Linked DNA regions of Mus musculus: all the other regions are linked to region 3. A link is a loop called in an ENCODE intact Hi-C map of the cell type or tissue named here. Cell type or tissue: left cerebral cortex. All regions are shown on one strand.

Region 1 (8,000 bases), 250 kb after region 3:
ATAGCTACTGTCCACAGCAGCCAACGTCCACCTCCGTCTGCATCTCGGGCTCTAAATCAGACTATTCTCAGACCAGGAGAGCAGATTTGATCTCTCAGGCTAACTCACCAGGAGGTAAACCTGACCTCCTAGCTCCCCTCCGCCCAGAGATTCCCCGCACCCGCACCCGCTAGCCCCGCCCCGTAGCCTGGCGCGTGACGTCACCGCGCTGCGCCCTGTCAGGCGCCGCCATTGTTCCACCGGTAAGACCCAGGTGTGGGTCCCCGGCGCCATGAGCAAACGCAAGGCGCCGCAGGAGACCCTCAACGGCGGCATCACGGACATGCTCGTGGGTGAGTCCCGGGCCGCCCTCCGGCTCCTCTGCTCAGCCGGGCCTCGCTTCTCCCACCCCCCCCCCCGCGGGTCGCAGCGCCCCGGCTGCGTCCGTCGCGGCCGCCGGTGGAGGAACCCGCCCACACCTCCATCCCGGGACCCGCGTTCGCGGGGGTGTGTGTACTTGTGTCCTCGAGCCCTTTGTTGTCTTTTCAGAACTCGCAAACTTTGAGAAGAACGTGAGCCAGGCGATCCACAAGTACAATGCGTACAGGTACGTTGTTAGCCGGCGTTCCAGGACATCCTAGTTTGCTGTCACTTAGCAGGGATGGAAAGCCGGTGCCCAGTGGTTCAAAGCTGAGTGGCACTTTATTTAACCTATACAGGGTTTTGGCAGGGCGTTATAGGGTTAATTCAGGAGACTGTACAGTTCCGACTGAAAATAGGTGTCTGATGCATATATTCCCACCATTAATCTTGAATTGACTGGAAATACAGTTTAAAAAACATAATAAACAACAGTAGACGAGATCTGAACTGTGAAATAGATGTAGTTCAGGAAATCGCCTTTCCTTCTGGATGGGCTGTCACCTTCCTGAAAACCAGTTGCCTGCCTATCACTACAAACCTCAGCGGGCACCTTCTCCTGGCCGCTCTTCCCACAGTCAGCTACTTAACCTATAAGCATCCCAAAGCCCCTCAGCTTCTAACAGTAAAAGTAAACTATCCTTGCTTTCCCCAAGCTAGCCCTTACAGCCTTACAGTTAGTGTTCTCCTATAGTCTGTTCCATGCCTGGATTTCCTCATTTGAAGTCGAATTATTATTATTATTATTATTATTATTATTATTATTATATGATTATTTGGGGGATTATAATTACATCATTTCCCCTTTTCCTCTCTCCAAACACTTCCATATATAACCCTCTATGATCTCTCAAATTCATAACCTCCTTTTTTCATTATATATATATATGTGCACATATATATACACACATATTTCGATACACATACATACACACACACATTTTCCTAAATACATAAATACAATCTGTTCCAACTGTGTAATGCTACTTGTATATTTTCAGGGATAACCAACTGATGTGTTAGGAAAGACTGTTTCCTGTAGTTCTTTGTGTAGGGTTGAGGTCCTGACCACTGTGGTGTGTCTGTCACATTCTTCCTTGTTCAGCTCATGTCTGGGCAGTCATGTTAGTAAGACCTTATGAGCATAGCTTCTGACATTACTGGGCAACACAGCCTTCCCGCCATTTCCCTGATGCTCTGACTCTCACAGTCTTCCCATTCCCTCTCCACAGTGTTCCCTGGGCCTTAGGCTTAGGAGTTATTTTATAGATGTATCCATTTAACTTGGCTCCATAACTCTGCATTTTGATTGGTTGTGCTTTTCTATAGTGGTCTCTGTTGCAAAGAGCAGTTTTCTTGATGAGAGGTGAAGGCTACATTTGCTGTGGGTATGTGAAGGCTACATTTGTCTGTGGGTATAAGGATGAACGTGTAGACTGTAGCTAGGGATTGTACTGCTTTGGGAAAGTGGTGGTTGTAGATTCTTCTCTCAGACCTATGACTTTGCTAGCCCTGGGTAGTTGTCTAGGTTGCTGGTAGCAGGTATGATTTACTTCCCTCTTGATGAGTGAATCTTAAGTCCAATTAAAGAGCTGTTGGTTACCACTGAGATATATGTGTCCCCACTGCACCCTTAGAGTTAGCATGCCGTGTAGGTCATTGTGCGTCATAGGTGTCATAGCTGTGTAGGACTGTTGGTGGATTCCCCCCTTTGGAAGCTTGCGTGGTGCCTTCTGATACCATGAAAGCCAGTCCTCAGAGAAGGGAGAGTTCAGGGCAGTGCTAGCTCAGAGGCCTCAGAAATGCATTATTTCTTCAGCAATAGGAACTTACCTTCTACTTCTTTGGTGGCTTTTAGGGTACCACCAAAGGCGTTACCAGTAGCCTGTATGTTTGTTCAAGGTGATAAATATGGTCCTGTTTTTATTCCACTACTTGAGGACATCCAGTTTTCTCAGCACCATTTGGTGAAGATGCTTTCTGAAAATACATCCTGTGTTGGATGATGATTCAAAGCATATACCACTTTCTGGAGAGTCAGGAGCAGCCACCAGGCTGCTGCCACCTAACTGGTGCTGTAACTGTAACTTCAGAAGGCCATTCCATCTTTCTGTCAGACCAGCTGCATCAGGATGGCAGGGAATGTTGTAAGGCCAATGGAGCCCATGAATGTGGGCCCACTGTTGCACTTCTCTGGCTGTGAAGTGGATTGTTTGGTCAAAAACAATCCACAGATGGTAGCTTTGGCAGAAACATTACGTGCTGGAAAGGCAAATCTATAACCAGAATAAGAACCTACTTCAGTAAGGACAAAGTGTTGTCCTTTGCACAGAGGAAGCAGCCCAATGTAGTCAACCTACATGAGGTCACTGGCAGGTCACACTGGGAAATGGTGCCACATCTGGGGCTCGGTGTTGGTCTCTGCTGTTGGCAGATTTGGCACTCAGGAGTAGCTGTAGCAAGGGCAGCCTTGGTGAGTCTCAGTGCCTGTTGTCTTCCCCAGACGTCTTTCTCACCAGTTTCTGGTCTGCTCCTTCCAAGTCCCTGAATATCCGTCGGTCAGTTCTACACAGTAGGAAACCATCTTTCTTTGTAAAGCTTGAATGTGGATATTTGGTAGTATGTGAATTTCAGTTTAATTGCTGGATTTTCAGTTGTTTCTTTTTCTTCCTCTGTATGTATGTTTTATAGAAAAGCGGCATCTGTGATAGCCAAGTACCCACACAAAATCAAGAGCGGAGCGGAAGCTAAGAAACTGGTGAGCTTAATGAGCATGTAGTGAACCCTGTCTTTTGGAGGGGGTGGGGAGAAAGAAAGAAACTGGGTCATGTCATATTAGTGTGCATGCCTGAGGTTTAAACAGGCCTGGCCGGATGGTGCAGTAGATAAAGGCTTGCTGCCAAGCCTGCTTGCCGAACCTGACTTCAGTCCTTGGAACTTCATGGGAAAAGGAGAGAAACGACTCTGGCAGTTTGTCCTCTGACTTCTGAGTGCGTGCTCTGGCATGTCTGCATTCACTCTCACGAATAAATAATAAAGAGGACCAGTAAACAGGAGGCTTCATCAATAAAGTTAGACTGAGACAAGACACTATGTAATGCCTGTCAAATTATGAATAATGCATGTGGGCAGAAGTGTTTACTGCGGGAGGAGTATTCGCTGGCAGTCTTTCTGAAGGATCATTTGACAGCATATGTATATACCATCCCCCACCTTGTCTTTTGAGACAAGATCTCATTATGTAGCCTTAGGTGGCCTGGAACTCAGAGACCCCTGTCTCAGCCTCAGTAGGCCAGGACTAAAGGTGGATCCAAGGAGTGTGTATCTTTTGACCCAGTATTTTCACTTCAAAGATTTTGTCCTTAGAAGACCAGTGGAGCTACTAAATGACAAGAATTGGTTAGTTTATAACTTTGAGCAAGTGTATCCCTCAGAACTGGGAAATGCAGTACAAAGAGGAGGCCTTTATTCTTTCATGTTTTACCTTTGAGAAGAACACTATCCAGTTTTGCAGCCATGAGCCTCCTCTAGCTATTGAATTCTTAAAGTGTGGTTACTGTAGCTGATGAAGAAGCTAAGATCTTAGGTACATTGAGTTAGGCCTTGTGGGACGTGGTGTCTGCTCCTGGTTCTGTGTAAGGTGTCTTGTACAGTCAGTACTCGATGGAACTTAGAGGTGCAGGCGCTGCCCTTTCTACTCACCTCTGACATAGCAAAGCAAGGACTGGGGGGGGGGGGGGCTAGGATTGGGTTTTAATGGTGTAGTTACTTTTAATTTTTAAACTTTTAAAAATTTATTTATATATTTATTGGTTTTTCAAGACAGGGTTTCTCTGTGTAACCCTGGCTGTCCTAGAAGTCTCTCTGTAGACCAGGCTGGTCTCGAACACAGAGATCAGTCTACCTTGTACTGGGATTAAAGGTGTGGACCAACACTGCTCGGCGCTTTTAATTTTTTTAATTAAAAAGAAATTTTTGTTACATATGTGTGTGTGGCTGTGTGGTTTATGTGCACCATGTGCCTGTGGAGGCCAGAAGAGCACATGGGATTCCCTGGAATCGAAGTTGCACACACACACAATTGTGAGCCACTCTGTAGGAGCTAGGAACTGAGCCCAGGCTTCTGCCAGAGCAATAAATGACCTTAACTGTTGAGCTATCTCATATATGTACTTTTCCTTAACACACTTGATTTCTTTTACCAATAAATACTGCAGTGTTTTTCATGACTGCATATTAGTTCATTGTAGGAATTTATTGAACATATCTTACTGGTGAACCTTCGTTTTCAAATCTTTGACCTAATTATAAAGCTGCCATGAACTACTCCTGTTCTAAAAGACAGTCTCAGTTAAATAATACAAGCGAATGTTAGAGGATGAGAGTAAAGGTGATGTTTGTATTTAATTTTCAGGGCCATGAGCCTAAGCGATCTTGATACTGCGTATGTAACTTTATTTTCACATTTTCCTTTCTCTGTTAGTTACAAATTGTTTGCATTCATTTATTTGGGATATGTACAAATACATGCATGCAGTGGTGCCCATGTGAAGGTCAGAGAACAACTTGCAGGAACCAGTTCTCTCCTTCCACCCTGTGGGTTCCGGGGGGACTAAACCCAGGGTATGAGGCCTGGCAACAAGTACCCTATCCCACACAGCCATCTTGCCAACCCATTTTTCTCAGTTTCCCTTAATAGAAGTAAGGGGGTGCAGGGGGAAGTATGGGGAACATGTCCGGGGCCTCTCACGAGCCAGGCAGCCACTTTCCTATTGATGTGCGTTTCCAGCCAAGAGTGCTGTGAAGTTACTTACTAGTTCTTCTCTGTCAATCCTTTAAGCACTTTGTTCTGGGGAGGGTTCAGTTTTCTGTACCTTTTGCTTCAAAACGTGTCCAGTAATCACTTGTTTCTTACTCCTCAGTGTTTGTCTCTTGGGATTTGGTAAGCATTGTATTTATATGTCTTCTTTATTTTTAATTTTTTGTATAGCCAGGAGTAGGAACAAAAATTGCTGAAAAGATTGATGAATTTTTAGCAACTGGAAAATTGCGTAAACTGGAAAAGGTAACACTTTAACTTGGTTTCTTGTCCTTCCTTATGGCCTATAGCGCAGTGATTAAAGTACCTCATTTTAGTGAGACTCGGGAGGGAAAACGATGATTGGACCTTACGGTGTTACTGAGGCGAGGAAGGCCCCTGGGCAGCGTAGTGAGGCTGTCCCAAGAGAACAGCCTCTTCTCCCGCCTCTGTGCTCTGTGTGTGGCTTAGGACACGGCTGGCCGGGGGCGGAGTTCCTCTCATTGTACCCTCCACAGTGATTGCAAATTTGGATGAGAAAAAGTCATTATCATTCACGTGTCTATATCTGTGTATGAACGCCCCTGAGCAGCTTTTATGATTTTTGTTTGTTTTAATTCTATCATTTCTGGCCTTTTACAAAGAGACCTTTTAAAAATATTAGAAAATTGAACACTGTGGGTATTAAATGGTACTACAAAAATAACTAAATGAGGTGATGTATTTATAATTAGCTAGATCTTGTTATTCTATAACATGCATAAAAAACAACCCCCAAAATCCCATGTATTGAATAAATTAGAGATGAGAAGTCTGTAGCTACTCTGTTACTACTCACTAACTATTCAGGCCCTGTGTTCTCTGCAAACACAAATACTTTTTTGCTTTATTTTTAGCATACGGGTATATTTCTAATAAGATAATTTCAGTTCACAAAGCATTCTTAAATGATTTTATGATTTTTCTTTTTCATAAAGATTCGTCAAGATGATACAAGTTCATCCATCAATTTCCTGACTCGAGTTACTGGCATTGGGTAGGAACTGTTTCCTAACAGACACGGCTGTAAAGTCGGCTTCTTTTCATGTCAGCCAAACTAGATATGGAGCCTGCTGCTTCCTTTCCAGGCTTGCCCTTCCCTCCCTCCCTTCCTCCCTCCCAATGTCAGCTCTCATCCTCCTCCACTCCAGTACTTACTTGCACATCTGTCTTTTTATTCAGACTGTATATGCTGCTCTGAGCATGCCTAAGTATTTTCTTTACAGCACCTTGTGAACTTGAACAAGAACTCAGCCATTTTTAAAACTTGGGCTTGTAAATCTTTATCTTAATATTAATTTTAGGCTGGCCACAAAGGGAGCGTCTTGAACACTAGGCACATGAAAGCCTAGTGGTGAGATGTTAGGTCTGTGGTGCTTTGCTCTCCTTTCATCTGCATGGGACAGAACATTCCTGTAGAGGTACAGTAATTGTCCCATTGAGTGACCTTTATTAAAGTTTTAAACATGGGAAATTGGAAAGCAGCGTGACTCTGCAGAGATTCAAGGCTACTCTAAAATGTCTATTTGAAGGGAATTTAGAGAGTTTGGTATAGCACTCTTCTGAAGTCCTTTAGTTGATATATTACCAGCTGAAGTCCTTTTTCAGGACTCTGACTCCCTGTTCAGTGTTGTTTCTTCCTTGATGAATTAGCTCCTAACATCAGTGTCAGTTTCTGTACCACGTATAGTATGATGTTTGCAGAGTCTCCCAAACTACTGTGTGTGTGTGTGCGCGTGTGCGTGTGTGCGCGTGCGCGCACATGTGCATTCCTTCTTGTCTCTGTTCTTACTCTATAATACTGAAAGTTGACACAGTGTGAGTGCTTCAGGAATATGGGTGCTGTCCCTATTGCTCCTGCCAGCTAAATTGCTTTTCATAACACATCACTTTATTGTTGAGCAGTAACTGACTGCAGTGATAATTTATAAACCTAAAGCAGGTTTTGGTTTTTTTTTAAAGATTTATTTATTTATTATATGTAAGTACACTGTAGCTGTCTTCAGACACTCCAGAAGAGGGCGTCAGATCTTGTTACAGATGGTTGTGAGCCACCATGTGGTTGCTGGGATTTGAACTCCAGACCTTTGGAAGAGCAGTCGGGTGCTCTTACCCACTGAGCCATCTCACCAGCCCCTAAAGCAGGTTTTATGATTGGCTTTTACTCATTTCTTTTTTTTTTTTTTTTTTAATTTTTTTTTTTTTTAAAGATTTATTTATTAATATATGTAAGTACACTGTAGCTGTCTTCAGACACTCCAGAAGAGGAAGTCAGATCTTGTTGTGGATGGTTGTGAGCCACCATGTGGTTGCTGGGATTTGAACTCTGGACCTTTGGAAGAGCAGTCGGGTGCTCTTACCCACTGAGCCATCTCACCAGCCCGCTTTTACTCATTTCTAATAGCGATTCATTGTGCTTGAGGAAGACCCAAACTTGCCTCCATGGCTCAGTGAGTGTTATAGCTTGTGGCTCCTATGTATTGCTCCGTGGTATTGTATATGACCCTAATTGTATATGACCCTGCTGCAAGGAAGTTTGTAGATGAAGGAATTAAGACATTAGAAGGTAAATATGATAGAAGTCACTAAGTCCAAGTTAAAATCTCCAGGAAGGCCATCTTGGAAATCCTATTCAAATAAATGTAAATAAATGAATGTAAATGCAAATAAAAGTGTTTTCACAATTAAATCATTCAGAATTACTAATTTTCTTCTTGAACAAGTCAAGCTCCAAGGATAGTTCTTATCCATGGAAACATCATGA
Region 2 (8,000 bases), 190 kb after region 3:
AGTCTGAACTCAGAATTCTAAACAGAACTTCAGATCTGTGACCAATGCTAAAAGCCAGGGTACCCTAAGACTAAAAACCAAGCATCATTGCACTTATCCACATCTATCAGATTAGGGTAAAAGCATTAGATAAAAGCAACAGCATCCATCTTTCTCCTGCCTGAACATACCTTATGATCAAGGACAGACATCTGTCACCTTAAAGGAAGAGGATGACAAAAGGTATTCCAAGCAAGTGGAGCTGAAACACAGACAGGCACACAGACAGGCACACAGACAGACACACAGACAGACACACAAACAGGCACTCAGACAGGCAGGCAGACAGGTACACAGACAGGCATGCAGGCATGCAGACAGGCATGGAAACAGGCAGGAAGTTAGGCACACACAGGCACACAGATAAGCATTCACACAGGCACAACAACTTTAATATATGATAAAGTAGACTTCAAACAAAACTTCATTAGAAGAAAAGGGAAGGACACTACATCATTAAAGGAGAAAAATCCACCAAGAGGATATTGCAATTCTAAATATTTATGCACTAAACACAAATGTACCCAGTTCCATAAAAGAAGCCTCTACTCCAGACCTGCTGGAGTTATCAACACCCCAGATTTAAAATTATACTATGCATCTATGGTAATAAAATTAGCATGGTGCGATGGTTTGTATATGTTTGAGCCAGGGACTATTGGCATTATTAGGAGGTATGGCCTTGTTGGAGTGGGTGTGTCACTATGGATGTAGGCTTTAATATCCTAGTCCTAGCTGCCTGGAAGCCAGTAGTCTGCTAGCAGCCTGCAGATGAAGATGTAGAACTCTGAGCTCCTCCTGTACCATGCCTGCCTGGATGCTGCCATGCTCCTGCCTTGATGATAATGAACTGATCCTCTAAACCTGTAAGCCAGCCCCAACTAAATGTTGTCCTTGTAAGAGTTGGCTTGGTCATGGTGTCTGTTCACAGCAATAAAATCCAAAGTAAGACATTTGATATTGTCATAAAAACAGGCATATTGATGGGGTATAATTGAACACCCAGACATAATAACTCCACATGCCTACAGACACCTGATTTTTTTGACAGAAAGGCCAAACTATTCTGTATCTTCAAGATAGAAATGTAAGAGGACGTGCAAGGAAGGGTGAATAGAATATAGTGTCATAAACAGGAAATCAGAATAAGGACCTAATGGGAAAGGGAGTTTCAGTTTCAGATCAACCTGGGCTTCACAGCAAGACTGCCTCAGAACCAGAATGCAGCTGCCTGTGCCAGCTCTCCCAAAGGTAACCCAAACCAAGGAGAAATGGCTCTTCTGTGTGGCAACCTGTCACTAACTAAACGCAGTTGTGAATGAGACCTCCTTACAAGAGGGCATGTTTACAGAGGCTGGTTCCGTCTGCAGCACTGTGGAAGGATTGGAATGTTACAGAGGCTAATTACCTCATCTGGAACACCCATTGCTACCCCACCTCTGTGTCAGAGCTGACGTTCTGTGGCTAAGAGATTAAAACGAAAACCCAGCTTTTGAAATCTATTAACTTGGTGGGCTAACACCTTCCAAACACTCAACCCAAAGCTAAGAGTGTCATCCGAGAACATCTGATGATTCACAGACTAGCTTCCCCCATCTTGCTATAATCATCTCTCTGAGGTCTCCATTGATGCATTTCAAACTTACCTTGATTTAGTCCTTAAAACTGTACAACGTCTTAAAACTTCTTCCATGTTGGAACATTATATTCATACATGCTTCAGAATAAACTATGATCTTTTTATTCCTTTGAGGAGGTGAGAGCTGTTTCTTTGGATGATACAGTGTACCCTTGATTCCCACTTCCACTTGTATTTGTGTCAAGTACAGGAATCTTTTACCTCAAAATAGGAAGTGAAATAACTACAAGGTTATTGCAGTTGTCCTGACTGGAATGGAGGCTAAAGAGTCTCCTGAGCTCCTCTTTCTGACTTTTAAACTGCCGACATAACAGACCCCGAGAAACTGTAATCTCCCCCAGGAACATCATCTGAGGCCACGTGGGAACCCGTGTAAGAAAGCTGTGACTGTCCCGTGAGCTGTGGTTGGGGCAGAGTGCAGAATGTTCTTCCACAAGTGGCCTTCTAGAAATAATTGCAAACCCCATAAAAAGTGGATGCTCTCAAAAGGGGCGACATGAAGGGTATGGCTTGGGATGTCCACGTTCTCTCTGTGGGAAGGGTGGGGTCCTGGGAGGAATATTCTTGGCTTTTTCCCACAGGTGCAAGGATGATAAGACATAATACCAAGTGTTTTTTCACTTGCTGTTCTTGTATTTGCTTAAGCTCTCTGTAAACATCATCTCATGTTTTGCTTGCTTTAATAATAAAAGAGTGAGAAGTTCTTTATTTGCTCTATTCTTGAGTTCAAACGCTTAGAGTCCCCAGGTTATCCCACAAAGATCTTTGGCTTTCAATCCAGGGAGACTTTGTTAGCCTTGCTGGTCGCTGTCCGCTGCTGGGTTCGGATCTAAAAAGCCAGTAAATGTCAGAAGCCTGGAGCCACTGTGCCACCTTCAGAGGAGCAGAGATTTCACACCGTCTGACAAACGCCACATCATAGGAGAAACTGGAGCCTAGACAACGATGGTGGACCAGAACATATATTGAGCATGACTACTTAGTTATGTATACCACTTGCCTTCCACTTAAACCCAAACCTCATGGCAGGACCCCAAAATTAGACTTGGATCGGCAGAGGTATGGGTGAGAGAGATTAGATCGCTGTCTTTCCCCAATGTAGTCACATTGAATAAACCTCTTTTTCTCCTTTCCATTGGTAATTGTATCGTGAATTAGGCTATGGGAGGTGAGCGGCTGAACCTGGCTTGTTAGAGGCAGGGGTGGATGCTGGTAGGCGTGTGGGGTGTCCTGGTGGAGAAGACAATACCCAGCCTCTTGACCTAATAACTAGTAATTTCTTTATGCTCCCAGTGCTCAAACTCCATTTTTGATAGACAGTGCTAGTTTTTTGTTTTGTCTCTGTACTCTTCCCTCTCCTCCCTTCCTCTTTGAGGGGGATGGTGGTGTGTTACTTTCTGAGGAGCATCAGGATGGTTGATTATTCTTAATACTGAACCAGGAGCGGTGGGAGGACAGGGAGGCAATTCTTAGGACAGCCTCTAAGTCAGCACTAGTCGGGGCTCGGCAGATTCTCCCCTTATTAACTGCCTAGCCAGTCGGATCAAGCTCAGCCTAAAAAGTGCCAGGGTGAAGAAGAGCTCTCCAAGCCGCCAGGTCCTGCGCCGCCAGGTCCAGCACCTTGGCTGGCTGTGGCTGCGTCTCCGAGAGCCAGTGGCTCGCGCGTCCCCTTTAAGAGCCGTCTAGTACCCGTGACGTCAGGGCAGGAAGTGTTTGAGGAAGTGGCGCTGGGCTGGCTGCGTGGGGACCCCGAGTTTTCATGTCCTCAGCGGGTGTCGCTGGCGGCCCCGCGGCCCCCGGGGCAGGTGAGTCCCACGCGAGGGCGGCTCGCGGCGCGTGGACCGGCTCACCCGGGTGTGCGCTCCGCCTCTCCCCGGGGTCCGTGGCTGCGCCGCGCCCGATGCTGAGCGGACCCACCGGTGGGCCCGGCCGCCGCAACTTTTATTTGTTAACTACACCGGTGTCCTAGCCTCCCCTTGCAGGGCAGCAGCCACTGCTGCTCCCAGTTGCTTCTTGAGCTCCAGTGTTCTTCTTACTCTCAACTTGTCCTCTCTCCCTGCTTGCTTCTAGAGTTAGCAGGGCATCGATATGAGCTGGTCACCGTCCCTCCCAACCCAGACATGTGGAGCCTGGGAAATGAAAGAACGCCTGGGGACCGGGGGATTTGGAAACGTCATCCGGTGGCACAATCAGGTAGGGCTCTGGCACCAGGAAGGTGGGTGAGCTTTCTTGGCGCCTCTTCTGACCTGGCCCGGTGTGAATGGGTGGATCCCTGCCTAACCTTGGCGTTGTCCAATGGGAGCGTAAGAAAAAGGACTGCAAAGGGGATCTGTGAGCTGCTAAACTGACTCTTTTTAAAAAACCTTAATAACCATGCCACTTAGAAGGACACATGAGGGAGTAAGCTGTCATTCCAAGTATTTTGAAATTATATTTCTACTAATATTTAGACTAGCACGTAATACATTACATTGTGATAAATGTTGTAGAATACAGGCAGTGTTAAAAAGATGAGAGCAATAAAAAACATTTTAAATAACTTTATTTAAAATATTTTAGGTAGTTGATAACCCCAAGGTTTTTCTCTTCTCTTTCTTTCTCTCTTTCTTTCTTTCTTTCTTTCTTTCTTTCTTTCTTTCTTTTCCATGTGCCGCCATATAATGCTGAGTGATGTGGACTGATTTCATTTTTGGATCTAATTTTTATTCCTATTATTTTAGTCCTTATGTGTCTGATGTGCGTTGCTCATGTTAAAAGTTTGTGTTCTTCCAAAAAAAATTTGGGGGAGGGGGCTGGCAGTAAGTACGCTGAGATTCTTGGCAGGACTCTCTCTAGCTCGGCTGTTTACTGTGGGAGACTTATTTTATCCGATTTGGGTAATGAGTTCATCACAGTGCCTCAGGAGCACACAGTACTTGTGATGTTTCCGCTAAAGAGTACTTACTAACCTCAGGATACTTGAGTATCAGACGTGATGTGTGACTATCAAACTTGGGGGTCATGGCCTGTGCCCTAAGCTGAGTCCTCAATAAGCCAATTAAAATAGGCAAATTAATAGTGGAAAGCAAGGGATTCATTCACTGAGGTCACATTAGGAAGAAGGACAGACAGATCCCCCCCCACCAAGTCCATCTCCATGATCCTAAAATTAGGTTAAGGTCTAAATAGAACGCCAAGGATACTCACATCTAAGCAGTACTGTGGTCCAGCCTACCACTGGCCTGGTTTTGTCATCCTGTGAGATTTTTCTGAGAATGTGTTAGAAATCTGTAACCCAGAAGACAATTTCCCCCTCTGGCTGGGAGCTTTTTCTCTCCCAACATGAAATTTCTGGGGAATTTCCCATCTCTCTGGCATCCAATGTTTAAAAGTATCTCTTTAGAATATCTTCATTTCTGCCAGACCAGTTACTCAACCTCCTGATAGACCCCGCGGGGAGTGCTGTCTGGAGGCCTATTTTTCTATTTTAGGATTCCAGTGTTGGTCAACAGTTGGAAAACATACCAAAACGAGAGGCCACCCTTCTAGGGAATCCTTCCTAAAGAGCTAAAATCAAGGTCTTGACTCAGATTGAGTGGTCCAGGTGAGAGACCAGCCAGGTTGATCGTGGTGATGACAGGGAGAAATAGGCAGACTGAAGAGATATTTAGGGGTTAGTGTGAACAGGACTTGGGTGGATAGAGAGGGCAGGGGCTGGAGTTGGGGAGGAGTACTGGCTGAAGAACCCGCCTGCTTAAACCTGGACATCCTCTGCTGTCTTCATGGACTGATCTCGGGGAAGCCTGGGGGCTGCTTTGGGTGCATAAAAGCAATCTTTAACCCACATCTAAGATCAGAAGATGCTGCATGTCTTCTGTTGGACACGCCTCTGTTCCGGGCCTCTGGATGGATGCAGCTAAAATATGCTAGTTGTACTTGGCGCCAGACATCCCCTTGCTACTTCATACACTGTCTCTTGTCTATAGGCATGAGAATATTTGTAGCTGTCACAGAGAAGTTCCTTGAGAGGCCCTGAGTCAGAAACGTGGCCCAAGAACCAGGATCACTGATGTAAATACATTACATGCCGAGATCGGGCTAGGTTTCTTACATGCTGGGTCTGTTTGGCGTTACCATGAGCTGCGTATCATCCTTACCTTTCTTACATGCTTTCATACCAGGGTCAACAGCTTTAATTTCTGTTTTATAACTGAGGAATTGGAAGCACAGGGGAGTTAGGTAATATATTGAAAGAAGCCATGCTTTTAACACATCTATTCCGATCCAGATGCTACACCCGCACTGTGGCTTCTTCTAGATGGAACTAGAGTTTAGGACACATCCTGCATATAACCGGCTATTTTGTAGGTACTATTTGGTTCTTCGCAACCAACCCAAGCCATTTTGAAGCACCAAGGAAAAACTAAGGGATACTCAAATGTAGCAGATGACGCTACTGCAACTCCCTGGGTTCCAGATACACACAGTGTGGCCTTGTCAGTCTTTGTTGCCTAGGTGCACCCCTAAATCTCACTGAAGGCTCAGTGCAAACCGTTTGTGCTTCGGGTAGGCTACTGTTTGCAGCAGACCTTGAGAGACAAAGAGAGAGGAAAAAGATACAACTCCGGGGACCTCAGCCTCCAGCTCCTTTTGAGGGTAGACAGGGGAAGGAGCCACACACTCTCCCCACCACATAGCACTTGGTTGGAATCCTTACTGTCACCTTGCTAATTCATGCATTTGGGTCACAACTTCTCGTTGAATGCATAAATAGACCCTCATTGTGACAGGAAGTACACCGTGGAAACATCCCAGGATCCTTTGCAACTATTACGTCATCAGTGTGCTCTAATAGGAAAGAGCCTGGCAAACCTGGGGAATCCGTGCTGGGAAATAGAGACCATGCTGGTTGTTAGAAGGCAAGGGGTTATCAGTTATTCTTCCTGTGAAGTAGCGCTAAGCTTTTCTGTAAGACTAAGGTCACTTCCGTTTGCAGTGTGGTCTTGGAACTCAGTTCCCAGTGAGGACTTATTACGAATGGGCCTGAGCTCCGTGCAGGCAAATGAAGAGATGACACCAACCTTTATTTGTTTTTACCTACATTGAATGAATTCTTAAAGCTATGACTAAACCGATAGTCATAAAGATATGCTCATGTGTAAAAATACTAATAACTAATGCTCATCAAGAATCCTTATCAATTGCCTGCTGCGTGAGGCAACAACACCTTTAACCTGTGTGCCCACCCGGGAGGCAGAGGCAGGCCAACCTTCGTGAGTTCGAGGCCAACCTGGTCTACAGAGATAGTTCCACCATAGCCAGGGCTCCATAGCGAGATCCTGTCTCAAAACAAAAACAAACAAAGTCCAAAGCAGGTGCTGGCTGTGACAGGTACTCTGTCCCTATTTTCCTGCTTCATCAGGTTCTTGAGAGGAAGTGGACTTCAGACGACCTGTCGGGAAAGGAGACACTTGAGTGGGTAGAGCGGCGTGTACGGAAATGATAAAGTCATGGCTTGCCCAAGGCTCCCTACGGATGAGACCCTTCATTTTCTTTTAATTGGCATGCCTGGAAGGGCTGAGTTTTTCTCCATCTGTGATAAAGTGCCAAAGGACCGCTGGCCTCTGAGCCCCATGATTGCTTGCCCAAGGAGGCGGCCACACTTTTCTCCTTAGAGCCTGGCCTGGCCTCTGTGGGTGAGATGGGAGCCCACCGTGTCATTGTGTGTCTGTTGCAGAGAGACTGAAGAAGCTGTAGCCCTTTGTCATAGGGACAGGTTGTGTCCACCACTTGTTATGTTGGGAATAAAGATGAATCTAGACCACTTTTTTTTTTAAAGAAAAATTATTTATTTTATTTTTTGAGATTATAATTACACATTTCTTCCCTCCTTTCCTTTCTCCAAACTCTGTCATCTACTCCTTCTTGTTCTCTTTGAAAATATGGCCTCCTTTTTCATTAATTACTGCTATACACACACACATATATATGTTCCTAAATACATAAATACAACCTGTCCAGTCTGTATAAGGTTATTTATATACATGTTTTCAGGGCTGACCACTTGTTACTGGATAACCAGTTAGAGTGTGTCTCCCATTCTGAGCGTTCCTTGGTTACCTGTACTTATTTGTGTAGGTTTGAGGCCTCCTGGTTTTCCCCTGTCCACGTTGGCATGTCCATTACTTTTGTTCTTGATCAGTTCATGCTTAAGCAGTCTTGTTAGCAGGACTTTATCGATGTAACTTCTGACACTGCTAGGAGAGGCATTCCCATAGCAACCCCCCCCCCCCCCCCCCCCCCCCCGTCCCCCGTCCCCCTGGCTCTCGAATTCTTTCCGAGA
Region 3 (8,000 bases):
TAAAATAAAGAACTTTATGAATATCACAAATAGTACTGAAAGAGCAAACACATTAGAGTAAATGCATGCTTGTAATCAAGTAATTATGATATCACTAACAAGCACTGTCTTATATGGAGCGAGGTTCTCTTTCCAAATGCTTACATTAGGTTTACTGGCTGTGTGTAGGTCAGAGGGCACTCACTGAGCCCTGTCACCAGCCTTCTTCCCAGAACTCACTCTTCTGTCACTACTCCTCTTCTTCTGCTTCTCTTTTCTTTTTCTCTCAGTCTGATCTTTTTGGTGTCCTTTTCTTCCTTCGAACACGTGTGTACATGTTGGTGTTCCTCGTCTCTGACATTGTTCTTGTCGCCCCTCAGTCTGTATCCTTTTCTATCTACTCCATGTCACTGGGTACTTTCTGTTGTCATCTGCTTATTCACATCATTAAAACCTTTCTCTAGCCTATTCTCTCTCCTAAATTCTGAATACTAATATCCAAATCCACTAGTATTTCAGGAAATACAGGGTTACCACATTTCTAACCAATATTAATTCATCAATTTAAATTTAAACGCTAACTTTCCAATCAAAGCATACTAGAAAAATACGGTGTACTTTTACTGGGAGGAAAAACACAGTGTAGGTGCACTCCATAAGTTATTATGGAATCAATGCCCACAGCACCACCATAAAAATCACAAGAACATTATGCCCCAGCAATCGTTTCTAACACACTCTCTCTTCCTTTCTTCCAAGGACAGCCATCCTGACATAGTACGTAACAGTAACTGGAAAGATAAAACTGCACCTAAGACCTCACTACGGAAAACACAGTGCCTGTCGGTGACACTGGAAGAACTACAGTCAGAAATGAACACTGTTGTGAATGGGACAGAAAGTAGACAATAAGTTGCTAAAAGGAAATACCATATGGCCTCAATATATTCCAAGTATTTAAGGTATGGAAGGTAAACCTATTTAAATGTGGAAGAGTGGACAAAACAGTCAAACACTCAGGAAACAAACAAGAACAGAAGCAAGTAGGCACACACTATGAAACAGGGCTGAGAGCTGCCCCCACTTGTGCTTATTAACTTGAAAAACAATTTCAAGCCATCGTAGCTCCTAATACACAATGGTAAAATGCAGTTAGTAGTTAACAGGAATGAACACCACCAATACAGAATGGCTTTAGAAAAAAGGGTGACTTTTAAAGCATGGGTAAAGACTGGTTTTAACTAGAATAGTGTGTGTGTGTATGTGTGTGTGTATGTGTGTGTGTGTGTGTGTGTGTGTGTGTGTGTTTGCCTTGGAGGAGGAGCAAAAATAGGGAAAAGTTGAGGATGCCATTTCTTATAGTTTTATTTATTTCTGGAAAATGAGAAATATGATCACCTGCTAAAAATTGGCTACATAAAAGGTTCTACAACATAAGAAAAAGTGCAGAAGTAAGACTGTCTGGGGCTAAGAAGAGCAAAACAAAAACATTGCCTATCAAACTCTGAGCACCCATATAAGTAAGTTTCCAATGAATAAAATTTCTTTAAATTGCCGGGCAGTGGTGGCACATGCCTTTAATCCCAGCACTTGTGAGCAGAGGCAGGGGGATTTCTGAGTTCAAGGCCAGCCTGGTCTACAGAGTGAGTTCCAGAACAGCAAGGGTTACACGGAAAAACCCTGTCTCAAAAAAAAAAAAAAATTAAAATTTAAGTAAAAGTATTTTAAAACAGTCTGCTTTATCTAGAGTCCAGAATATAAAATTTCTAATGAAAATAGAAATCATACCTAACACCTTGAAAAGTGTTGTGTACCGTGTCCTCCTTGTAGTGGTACTGCTATTAATATTCCTTTTAACAACCTACAACTGGGCTCTGTCCATCCCAAGCCCTGTTTACTGAGGTCATCCAAATCTATTCATTCAAGCAGTATGTGAAACGTAGCCAGACAAACTGGCTGTCTTGTTACTTGCTACATGAAAACCAATGACATGTGACTAGACCTACACTGGGTTCATGAGAGGGAGAGAGGGACGAACACGTGCAACATGAGAGCAGGAGGGGAGACAAGAGAGAGGAAAGAGAGCAGTAAGAGGAAGGAGGGGAATGGAGGAGGGAGGGAGGGAGGGAGGGAGGGAGGGAGGGAGGGAGGGAGGGAGGTAATGTGGTGCTAAATTTGGCTCAGTGGTTAAAAGCACTGGCTGCTCTGGACATGGGTTCAATTCCCAGCCCCATACAGGAGCTCAAAGCTGTCTGTAACTCTAGTCCCAGGATCTGATGCTCTCTACTGGCACCTGTGGAGAACAGGAATGAAGATGGTACGCAGACCTACACAGAAGAAAACACGCAGACACTTACAAAACGAAAAACACGTTTTGAAACTAATTATATATTAACGTAAAATGTTTTTAATTTAAAACCAAATAAAATAACATCTGACATGAGAGATGGGGGGTGTGCATGTGGATGTACAAAAGAACACAAACGAAAGAAAGTAACACACTGATGTGTAACACACTGATGCACTGTTTCAGACCAAAGACAGTATTTTTAAGAGGACAAACAGAAGAAATTTTCCAAGTAAGACTCTATAAGCAAGACTTCGACTACTGAACACTGCTGATAATCCATAAAGACAACCTTTAAAGGTCTATGAAGAACCAGACAATATGCTATACTATCAATGTTCACAGACCTGTCCAAGCTTAATCCTGTGCCTTACTCTTCCTGTGGTCTAAATAAAAGTCACCTGACTCCTACAGTTAAGGTTACACTCCATTAAACAGGGCGACCAGAGTGGAACCTGAGTTAAGGTGAAGCTCGTGATTTAGCTGCTTCAAACCATCTAGTACAAGCCTCCACTTCAGATTAAATGACCCTGTGTGGTCTGCAGCGGCTAACCCTAAACCCCACCACATCTGACCTCATCACACGTCCTAACCCATCCCCTCCATCGTCCATGCTTCTGCTTCTTCACAGTCAGATATTCCAAAGCAGGGCCCCTGCCTTTGCTTTTTCTATACAGACTGCTCTTGTGTAAACCTTTCAGATTTCCATAACCTTGTTAGTAGGGTGCTCTCTTACTAGCCTCCTTACACCCTACTAAACACTTGGAAGTAATCCACCCACATAATCCTTCACAAGGTCCTTTTCCCTGCTTTCCTCATTCCCTTCATCATTCGCTAACTGATGGGTAGGGGTGTCTAACTGACATCTGTCCAACTGTAAACCGTACAAAGGTTCTGAGTTTTATCTCCTTAAGACATTACTGTACTGACAGCAGTGAACAGCATATAATAAGCAGGGCACACATAACACTGCTGAATAATTAAATTATCTGGCAGAAGAAAAACAGTAAAAATAGTAACCTGTATGTAAAGAAAAATAAAATGATAGTATATAGATGCTTGGGTGATTTCACGGTGACTTCACTGTCCCAATCACTATGTGAGACTTCCACCAGCACAGCTCCCCTCCCTCAGTCTCTCTAAAGCCCTGGGACCCAGGGTTGGGCACACTTCTGCTGTACTTCTTGGCTGTTGCCTTATGTCAGGGCTTCATTTTACCTGTGATCACCTTTGTCCCTCAAATTTTTTAAACATTCCCAGTTATATAGATACAAAAAGTAGACATACAAACTCAATATATAGTGATAGTAGGTAATAATGAAATTTAAGACAGGTCTTTGGCACAGTTATTTTTACCATTCATTAAAAATGAAAGTAAATTTGCACAGTAAGATATACAGGTTTGTTTATTTTTACATAAGGAATTAAATCTTGGCTGGATATCTAAAAATGCAGGACATAGCAATGTCAACATTATTCAAAGTTTACCAATATTTTGATTTTATAATTGTGGAAATGCTGTTTCACCCTAATATATAGTATAAAATGTCAGACGTATAATTAAGGCCATTTTAGAAATTATTGGAAACTCTGTCCTAAACCCAAGCCAAAATCCATACAACTTTTTATGAAATTTGTCAGCAACTCAAATTTAAATATTATTAACTTTTAAACATTTAAAAATAGTAAGTTTAAAAAGCAACTACTCCAATACAATACATTCCAAAGATGCACTGGTTTGATATTCACATGTGAAAGAATGGCAGTTGTAACATCCTAGTGGTCATTATTTTCCATAATTAAACCATTATGTTTCTACAGCAGTAGAAACATTTAACTGTAGGATAAAAACACTACAGTTGATAACACACAATGGCCCCGTCCAGATCTGAACTGAGGCCCTTTGAGTAATGTTCACTGGGGTTGTAAGTGGGAGCTCTCAGGCAGTACATGCTGCTAGTGTAGCTTCAGAACCAAGGATGCAGTGAAACTGCACAATGCCACACAGGTTAGCACTGCCACAAACACCTAGCTCACTGATTTTTTTTCCCCCTGTAAAACCTACATTCAATTGTATGACATTATGGGGTTGTAAGCCAAGTTTAAGCCCATGTTGAAATATCCTCAATAGTCACCAGATGGCAGTATTGAAACAAACATATGAACTTTTTAAACCATCTTTGAAAAACACCAACAGTAAAAAAAAATTAGCCCAGTAGCTTTGTCTATTAAAAATTTAGATCATGGAATAACTTCTAGACACAAACTTTATTATATCTTACATAAGGAACATTTTGAGATTTCCAAATCCATCACTTGAAATACTATCTTGTAAAGCCTAGTGAAAATTAAGATAAAAAAATCTGAATAAGTACACAGCAAGATCCAGTTTCAAAACAAAAAGGTATATTAAGAAGTATCTAATTCATGTAACAATGACACTAACAAAGAGCAGTCACTCTGAACATGAGACAAGAGAGAGAGATAATGCTTGCATAGGTCTTCCAGGCCTGAATGCAAAGTGTCTGTTAAACATGCAAAAGAAAAGTAACTGGCCTACAAGTCACTGTTCAATCCACAGTGCGTCATAGGAGCCTACAGCAACTCCCGAAATCAGGAAGTCCTGAGTGCACGGGCAGAGGAGTAGGCTCCCGGTTAACAGGTCAGGTCTAAGATGACTGAGGGGACAAAGGTTTTGGGAATGGACAGTGGTGATATGGTTCTACAGCACTCTGCGTGTATGTAATTTTAGCACATTAACAAAATAGCCCCAGCTGTTTTACCTGCCCCATTCTCACAAAGCAGATGACTTAAGCATGCTATGCCTTGATTGCCCTTACTTTGACCCCTTTATTTTTACCTGTGTCTATGAAACTCTCCCCCTGGGCTATCTTGTATGGGGACTACTGACTAAATTTAGAAAAGCAACTGAAGTGCTCCACAAAAATCAAAACTATTTAAATCGACTATTAATAATTAATTTTTACTGAAATTAAAATTTCACTATTTCATACTTACTGTGCCCACATTAAAAAAAATTGAGTTTTCTTATCTAGTGTCATAAAAATAACTCACCTTAACAACTTTATTGCAAGACAAATCTAAGAATTAAAAATTGTGCATTGAGTACTGCTTATTCTCAAAGTTAAATCCACTTCTGACACTACTTCTCTCATCCAGGAAGAGCACTCTACATGAACCACCATAAACTTCTCTCAAGTCTGCCCCGTGAAGTGACAGCTTAGATCTTACCTCTTTGAGTCTCCCAGAGATTTTTCAGGACATTGCTTGTCCTGACCCTTTCTTCTCCAATAATCAGGTAAATATAACTCCAAATTAATTTTCCCACAGATAGATGCAATTGAAAGAACTTAACTTTTAGCAGATGTGAAGCATGGTTGAAAATACCTATTGCTAAAGCCTTCTGCTGTATCTAAGTACCTAAAGGTTAACGGCTGGGTCCCAGCGTAGATGGCTGGAAACTGGACTATTCTCAGGCATGGTATCGTGAGGGAAACGAAGTGATGGCAAGAGTACAGTCCCAGGTGGCTGGAGACATGGCTCAGTGGTTATGAGCTTGCTGCTCTTCCAGAGGCTCTGAGCTGGTTCCCAGCACCCACACAAAGCAGCTAGCTCACACACTCCCATAGCTCCGGCTCCAAAAGATCTTCCAGCCTCCACGGGCACCCACACACTCACACTGCACCCAAACACACATGTACACATAAATAAAATAAAAATAAATTGTTCTAAAAAAATGGTTGAACATGAGGATCACAAGAATTGCTACATTTGAAAGCATCCAATGCATCCAATGTCTGGTAAGTGCCCCTGCTTGGCAAGCACCCTACTGTACCAGTGAGACTAAGGAAAGGCAGTGCATTTTCAAAAGTAACTGTGTGATGAAAACAAAGTACACAGGAAATTAATTAGAAAGCAATTATATACTATTCATATTATCAATTACATAATCAAAGTCCTAAAGTAGAAAAGACTGGACAATTTACTGTTTCCAGTATTATGAGGAAAATGGACTGGCTCCTAGCCTTCACTATAGAAAATCCATATGTATTTGATAGTGTTCAGACGATACTGAGAAAACTGAACGCTGTAGAACAACATGTTCTCCTGTGGCCAGGTTAGTCTTCCATCTCAGTTTTACCACTCAGTCCTTTTCCCTACTAACTGCCTTCATCACTTCAGCCCCTTCCAAATCCCTCTGACAGTTTATAGTTACACTTTTAACTCCCAATCACTCTAAAGCCTTGTAAAATAAGCATTTCTTGAAATTGAAAAATTGTGTTAGAGAACCATGTTTATTTCCAAACAGGATAATCAGTTACTTACTCAAAGCCTCGTCACCTAGATTCTATAATCTGGGGGACTGTAATCAAGTGTAACTAAATTGAACTATTTTTATCACTTATTCAATAGCATCTACAATTAGGTACAATAGTAAAATTAATGGCAAAAGAAAGTTAATAATTAGGTTAATAAAGATCACTTTCAGTTTTCACTATTTTCTATTTATTTTTTTCATTCATTGTTCATTTACTTTACATCCCGCTCACAGCCCTTCCTCCCTTTTCCTAGTTCCCAACTTTCTATGTCTTAATTGGATGGCATAAAAAATAGAAATGCTTGCCAAACTGAATTTCCTTAATGTTTTACTACATGTATTTACTATATATGTGCATGTGTGCATGTATGTCATCTTTCGCATGTACAGGTCAGAGAGCAGCTTTTGAAAGTTGGTTCTCCCTCCCTCCCTGGGGCTGAACTCAGGCTGTCAGACTTGGCAGCAAGCACCTTCACCTGCTGAGCCATCTTGCTGCTCTGCAGAATTGAAACTCGATCCTAAGAAGCTGTGAGTCTTCTCCCTTTCCACGTTTGAGGATTACCTGAGAGCTGTCTAATGTCAGTGATCCCCTCCTGCCTCAGTCATCCAATAGGATTGTCCAAATCATGATTCCCTTGCTCTTCCTTTGACATCACCTCCACTTTAGTTTCTTTTACATGTCTAACTCTGGATGTTTAAAAAATACCACATGCAATCTCTTACATGTACTGACACCCTTGTGTCTTTGTCCTTTAAATTTTTTTTCTATACACTACTATCAGATTAATCCTCTTGAAATATTTTTATCCAGTTACTCATGTGGCTCAACATTTATAAACCATACTCCAATGGCTAACTGCTACATGCTGGCATCCAGTTCCCTTCTCCAACCTACCTGGCCATTCTATCTTTCTTCACTCCTATCCATGGACTGTTTATAAAGGTTTTTGTTGTTTGGTTTTGAGACAAAAATGGTGCTGCTCACCAGTTTGTTCAAGAATTATTTTAAACCTTAGTCTGGCTGGACTAAGTGCACAAAACTGCAATGAACATGAAGGTCTTGATATCTTGATATTCAGAGCTAAAATGTAACCCTGGCTGCCCTTGACCTTGCAATCACCTTCATGCCTCTGCCTCCTGCATGCTCACAGGCACGAGCCAACACACCTGGTCAGAGAACACCTATGCTCTCCCTCCAGAGCACTCTCATTCCTGAAAGCCCCTTCTAGCTCTCCCCTGACAATCAGCAGACTTAGTCTCCCAACTCTGGCATTACTTTGGGCAAGACCCTCGTTAGTATAAGGAATATAATAACAGACACACTTAAAGTTGCCT

Evidence for each region. Peaks named below come from ENCODE experiments on the same cell type or tissue, not always from the same donor. Only the 100,000 strongest peaks of a DNase experiment are listed, where the experiment ranks them.
Region 1: a loop joins it to region 3, with 2.3 times the contacts of the local background. A loop is called at or near these places in 11 of 42 quality-filtered maps.
Region 2: a loop joins it to region 3, with 1.9 times the contacts of the local background. A loop is called at or near these places in 5 of 42 quality-filtered maps.

The regions. Positions count from the first base shown.
Region 1 is chr8:22,645,646-22,653,645 of GRCm38, reverse strand. Polb (polymerase (DNA directed), beta) reads left to right here and starts at 209. Exons shown (of 14, transcript NM_011130.2): 1 at 209-332; 2 at 529-586; 3 at 3,091-3,157; 4 at 5,390-5,464; 5 at 6,175-6,233. The coding sequence starts at 272. In left cerebral cortex, no CTCF peak of the experiment used is centred here; DNase peaks (open chromatin) are centred at 174, 2,478, 2,779 and 3,186; H3K4me3 peaks cover 2,070 bases; H3K27ac peaks cover 1,022 bases.
Region 2 is chr8:22,701,953-22,709,952 of GRCm38, reverse strand. Ikbkb (inhibitor of kappaB kinase beta) reads left to right here and starts at 3,370. Exons shown (of 22, transcript NM_001159774.1): 1 at 3,370-3,483; 2 at 3,749-3,871. The coding sequence starts at 3,767. In left cerebral cortex, no CTCF peak of the experiment used is centred here; DNase peaks (open chromatin) are centred at 3,363 and 3,746; H3K4me3 peaks cover 1,471 bases; H3K27ac peaks cover 1,190 bases.
Region 3 is chr8:22,892,760-22,900,759 of GRCm38, reverse strand. All of the region lies in intron 3 of Kat6a (K(lysine) acetyltransferase 6A), which reads right to left. Among named protein-coding and RNA genes, the nearest start is that of Gm46036, 36 kb to the right of the region's middle. In left cerebral cortex, a CTCF peak has its summit at 4,452 (motif pointing right); a DNase peak (open chromatin) is centred at 4,432.